Regions from separate parts of the Homo sapiens genome. Here region 2 is linked to region 1. A link is an interaction called in ENCODE POLR2A ChIA-PET data of the cell type or tissue named here. Cell type or tissue: CD4-positive, alpha-beta T cell. All regions are shown on one strand. Links, peaks and the distances in the headings refer to the core of each region. The heading gives the core; the rest is flanking DNA.

Region 1 (2,900 bases), core at 266-2,765:
ATAAGCATTTCTGGGCTAGAAGAGAGAGGGAAAAGATACACATACAGGAAAATGACAAGAAAAAATGAGCAGAGAAGACTAAAAAAGAAGATTGATTCCTCCAGAAGTGTCTTGGGAACTTTATGACACAACTGCCACTTCTCTGGTCCTAGTGTTGGCTGCCACCCAAGGGAGGGCCAAGGGGCTTCCCTTGGCCGCCGGGGGTGTTAGGTTCACACAGAACACACACAAGAATACAATACAGTTGGCAGTGCAGCTCAGAGGCCTTCTTGAGGCCTGCTTGTCCAAGGAAATTGGACCCTTTTGACCTCAACTGTTGTTTACTCTGCTCCTGTACTTCCTGGTGGCTGCAAGTTGATTTTCCCACCCCACCAGCCTCAGCATGGCAGCCCAGCCCTCCCATGCCTGATGACAGCTTGTTGCATCTATGGCTCCCACCTGCTCTCAGGCTGTGTGGCACCAGGGCTGCTAGCTGAGCATGGCATCTGGGGTGCGTGGGCAGTTTTGGCAGCCAAGCCGCTTTTTTCTCTTTGTGGACTCTCCGGGAGGCCTCATCTCTCCCTGAGAGCCCGGTAGGTGAGGGTCTGAGGGTGGTGTGTGGAGCTCACATTGTCCTGGTGAATCAAGATGGCTGCTGAGCTCACATCCAGGGCATGGGAAGGAGCAGCTCTCCTGAGCACCAGGCCCACACTGAGTCATAAGAGAACAGCAGCCATCCACACCATTGGCCCGGGAGAGAAGTTTCCCTGGGGTAGGGCAAGGCCCCGGTCTTCACTGTAATCAAGAGCCATGATGTAAGTAAACTCCTAGAACTACTGGCTTCTTATCTGAGGTGAGGACTCCAGGTGCCAGGGTCATGCAGGGCAGGGAAGGCCACTCTCTCTGTTTTGCGGCAGAAACTTTTCTGGGAAGTGGCTGCCCAGGGCATGGCCCTGCTTGTGGCTGTGTCTGCCTGGACTTCCTGGCTCACAGCTGAAGGGTCAAAGTGGCATACACTGGGTCCTCTCACTCCTCTGTCCACTGGGCACCTCATCCAGCACTCCGAGGTGGTCCTTGTGCCTGAGCCATGGGCCTAGAGCTCAGGAGAAGTGTGTGTCTAACCAGGTTTGCATCTGAAGAGCCAGGCAGCTGCTCAGGGACGCTCTGAGATTTTGTTCTGCTGATGTGTCCCTGCCTCTATTCCTAGCCTTGGATAGTTGCGGGAGGAATTTTAGGGACAAATCCTCTTTTTGGGGTGCCTGGGGCACTACCCTGTCTCAGGCCTAGCTCTCAGCCTTCAGTCCTAGGCCAAATCCTCTGTGGGGCCAGGTGGCTTGCTCAGGGGGAATCTGAGGGAGTTCCTGAGCCCACCTGAGGAGAACAGTGCTCAACAGAGGATGCAGGCCTTCCTGGGCCATGATGCTGTAGGAGAAGGCAGGGACTCCCACGAGAGCCAGCCTCGCTCAGCAGTTACCTTAGAAACCCCCATTTCTGCCTTTGCTTGTGTCCTGGCCTCTCTGGCATCTGTTCAAAGGCTACTGATCAGGAAATAGGTGCTCTGTTTACCAGGTGGCACCTGCTTATCTGCCATAGCCAAAGTCCATCCTGAATTCCTGCCCCCACCCTTTCCCGCAGCATTGTGCCTGCACCCTTCTCTTTCTCCAAGACCCCTAAACTTCCGCCTGCTAGAGGAGGGAAAGGGGTTGGTTTTCCATATTAGCCAGCAGGGGGTGCTGTTGCCATAGGGTCAGAGCTTCTAGGGGTGTGGGCTGGGGAACCAAGCTGCTAATCCCCTGGGGAGCACCTGGGGGTGGCCCCTGGTCTTGCTGGGCAGACAGCGGGGGGAAGATGGACTGACAGACACGCCCCATCCAGCAGTGGAGGCACCCTTATCACTTCCTTCCTGCTGTGCCCAAGCATCCAAAGGGCAAGGCCGAGCAGTCTCGGGACATGGTTGTAGGTTCTAGCTGTGGTCTCCAGTGGCCTGGGCCTTCCTGGGGCAGCCTGTGGCTTTTTCACCTGCTGCCCTACTCTCTTTAGCTTAGTGTCCTTGGTTCCCTAGACTCATAACCTAGGACAGAAGCCAAGGCCTAAGATCTTGTTTTGGCCCTGGCTGTGGACATATAGACTCCTAGGCAGAGTGGGGGGTCTCCTACACTTCTCCCAGAATGGGGCACCCAGGGAGGGGGGATGGGTCCTGCTCCAGCCAGTCTCATGTCCTGGCAAATCCTGTCATCTGATTCTGCTCTCAACTAGGCCTATCTCTATCCCCTGTGGCCACAGCCCTAATATGCCTGGATCACTTGAGCTGCCTCTAGTCTACCTCCCAGCCTCCAGTGTGCAGAAGGGACCAGATAGGGTGGAGCAAGCAGGCAGGGCAGGTGCTTAGGGTGAAACCTTTAAGGAGCTACTCACCGTCAGACTCACCCAAGTATAGGGTTGGCCCCTGAGAGCGAGTACCTCCTTAAATGTTGTGCCTTTAGGAAACTATCTCACCCTAGTCTTGCCCTGGTGTGCCACAGGCGTAATCCTCTGTAGCAGCCACAGAAAGTTTTCTAAAGCATAGGTCAGGCCACCAGTGGCCCTCACAAGACCTGCCCTAGCATTTAATTCAACAGACACCTGATGATAGACCCTGGTCTGGGCCTTGGCTCCAGAAAGGAAGGCAACATCAGTCCAGCCCTGAGCGGCCTCTGTCTACCAGGATAGAGTCCACTCTTGAGCACAGCATCCAGGCTCTTCAGAGTGTGGCCCCTACTGGTTGGTCCAGCCTCAGCTTCTGGGGCAGCTACTCCAGGCCACACCAAAAGCGAGATCCGTTCTGCACTTCTGAGCTGCCAAGCCTTTCCTTGGGCTGTTTTCACGTTCTGGAATGCCCTCCCCTACTATTAGCCTATTAACCTTTGACTCATCCTTTGAGG
Region 2 (2,900 bases), core at 103-2,602, 260 kb after region 1:
CCTCCAACACTTCCCCTGGCTGACTATGCAGGGAGACCCACACCTCATCCTCCTACCTGACCACTCGGCAAGTGAGTCTCCCCTTCTGTAGTCTCCCTCAGCCTCTGCGATTCACCGTCAATTTCTTCATCTGTGCCTCCTCTCCCCCCATAAAACAAAACAAACAAACAAACAAACAAAAAACAACATGAGCTCCATGCAGGCAGGGTGTTTTTCTGACTCATCTCTGTGTCCCTGGGTACCCAGGACTGGACACAAGGGAGGTGTCAGGGGATGTCTGTTGACTGACTGAATGTGAGTAAGTGAGGGTGTAGAGGGTTCCTGAAGCCCTAGGCTGAGTGACCAAGTATGGAAACCCTGCTTGCCACACTTCAGCATGACCAAGGCAGCTGGTCTTCTCCTTCAAAGGCAGTGCTGAGGCTTGACAGGTCATAGAGCCAGGCCTTCATGTCTAGGCTGCAGACAGCTTCCTCAAAGTCCATCTCCTCTTCCCTACTGATCTTTTCCTGCTACTCCCCATTGGTTGAACCCAACCAGAAGCTGCAGGGCAGGTGAACCTGTTGATGCTATCCATATAGGTCAGCAGTCAGGGCGCAGAGCAGGGGAAAGAGGAGACAGGAGAGGAGATCTGGAAGGGTAAGCAGATGACATCTGTCAAGTGTTAGGTAACACTTGGTACAGGGAGAGTGCTCCATAAATTAGTTGTCCAATCACAGAAGCATCCCAGAGCATCATAGAAACCCAGATGAGGACTGCCCATCCTGCTTCTCTGGCTCTTCTCCTCCAGGAGCTCCTCTCCACAGAGCCAGGATATTCTGGGTATGTTCAGAGTTCAAGGTCTCCCCATCTCCTTTCCTAACTTCACTGCATTACTAGTCCTTGGTGTTTCCTTAGGGCTACTGGCTCCTATGGCCTGAGGCTTCCACAGCCTGAGGCTTCCCAAGGCTACAAGTCAACTTAGCTGACCATGAAGGCCCCTGATCACTATGGGCTGAGGAAAGGATCTGGGGTCTTCCCAATATCCTCCCTGCCTCCTCAGCCAGTGGAGGTCCCAGCATTGGAGTCATTCCCCAGGGCCTGGAAAACATCTCTCCCTTCCCGTTGCTCATGATTATGCAGGCCTAGTCACAGGTCTCAGCTAAACCTTGGCAGGTTGGAAGGATGGGGCACCAAGTGGAGGGGCTTTTTGAGCAAGGCTGGGGCTGCTCCTTTGAGTGAGCCCTGTTGAGCTCCATGCACCCTCTGGTGGCCAACCTCATTTTTGCAACTACAGCTCTGGACAAGAAGGAAGCAGCTCCCCTAAAAAGATTCTCCCAGAAGGCCTCACACACCTTTGCCCTGGGACAAAAATAGCTGTTGGTGCCCCAGGAGAGAGTGCAGAGAAAATTCCAGAACTTGATGAGGGCAGGGTGTCAACCTGGCCTACAGCTGTTGGGTGACCACTGGTGTCAACCTGGCCTACAGCTGTTGGGTGACCACTGGGGTGAGAGGGCAGTACTTGCCCCCAAAATTGCAGCCACCAATGACAGCATCTAACGACCCAGCCAGTTTGAGGAAGCCATCTTTCCACCTTCACCACCTTGATCATTCACTCTTCAGCCAAGAAGATGTACTGTCCAAGCCATCCCTTCTCCCATGGGCTCTGATTTCTACAGATGATAGAGGTAGACATCTTCCTGATTCCAAGTCTGCAACTAGCTGGTTCAGGGTCAGAGTAAGTAATAAGGCCAGAGCCTGGTCCAAAGTCAATATCAGGCTCTGGTTCAGAGTCAAGATTAAGGGCAGAGCCAGAGGACAAAGGACAGAACCTCCTCCTTCTCATGTGAAAGGCCAGATCCACACGCTTGCGTATGCATGTGAATCCCTCTGTGCGTGAGCATATAAATGTGTGTGTGTGTGTGCGTATGTGTGTGTGTTTGTGGGTGAGAGCCCTCTTACTAGAGGCTATGGCCAAGTTGCTCTGTTTTTCAGGCACTAGAAGCTCAGGGATTATCAAGCTTCTCACAGGTTTATGCAAATGTTTGAAACATGAAAAAAATATAGAAAGCTATAAAAAATGTAAATACTAAATATAGTAAATGTTAACAGTATGTCATAGTCATAGTCAACTGAAGTTCAGCCATGTTCTTGTGTGGTCAAGTTTAAAATGTATTTATGTGGGATGTGGGTGTGTGGAATAGGTTTGATGTGGAATGAGGTAGTCAGGACCTTTGGAGGAATGAGTGCCCTGGCCTCCTTGTGGTGGGTAAGAGTCCCAGGGCAGTGTACTGCAGGGCCACAAGGCAGGGCTGACTAGCAAGTTCAAATGCTGGTGTCTACTGAAGGGAAGGGGAGATCAGAGCTGCAACTGGAGCTGACACTAGCAGGGCAGTTGAGGGCAGGAAAGAGGCCACAGGAGGGTTTAGGGTCCTTGAGACAGGAGTGAGCAGGCCTCAGCCACACCAGTGATTCAGGCTTTTGTGATTATGTGGTAGCAGACTGGGATTAGGGCTAGCCACTGACAGCTCATGTGGTGATTTTTTTTTTTTTTTTTTGAGACGGAGTCTTGCTTTGTCACCCAGGCTGGAACGCAGTGGCGTGATCTTGGCTCACTGCAGGTTCTGCCTCCTGGGTTCAAGCGATTCTTCTGCCTCAGCCTCCCGAGCAGCTGGGACTACAGGCATGCACCACCATGCCCACCTAATTTTTGTATTTTTAGTAGAGATGAGGTTTCGCCATGTTGGCCAGGCTGGTCTCGGTCTTGAACTCCTGACCTCATGATCCACCCACCTTGGCCTCCCAAAGTGCTGGAATTACAGCTGTGAGCCATCGCGTCTGGCCAATTTTTTTTTTTAATTAGCAAAAGATACTCCCTTTTCAATTCACTTTATTTCCATCTACTGAAAACTTATTGTAATGAC

The links. ChIA-PET counts read pairs that join two places held together with the same protein. Peaks named below come from ENCODE experiments on the same cell type or tissue, not always from the same donor. Only the 100,000 strongest peaks of a DNase experiment are listed, where the experiment ranks them.
Region 2: POLR2A ChIA-PET joins it to region 1 with 5 read pairs; 7 of 35 experiments call an interaction of 5 or more read pairs at or near these places.

What each region holds. Positions count from the first base shown.
Region 1 is chr5:132,500,171-132,503,070 of GRCh38, reverse strand. No RefSeq gene overlaps it. Among named protein-coding and RNA genes, the nearest start is that of IRF1, 11 kb to the right of the region's middle. RefSeq lists an enhancer at 1,938-2,057. In CD4-positive, alpha-beta T cell, for the core only: CTCF peaks have their summits at 1,500 and 1,702 (motif pointing right); a DNase peak (open chromatin) is centred at 1,730; H3K27ac peaks cover 492 bases.
Region 2 is chr5:132,236,782-132,239,681 of GRCh38, reverse strand. No RefSeq gene overlaps it. Among named protein-coding and RNA genes, the nearest start is that of P4HA2, 10 kb to the right of the region's middle. In CD4-positive, alpha-beta T cell, for the core only: CTCF peaks have their summits at 1,059 and 1,261 (motif pointing left); a DNase peak (open chromatin) is centred at 1,231.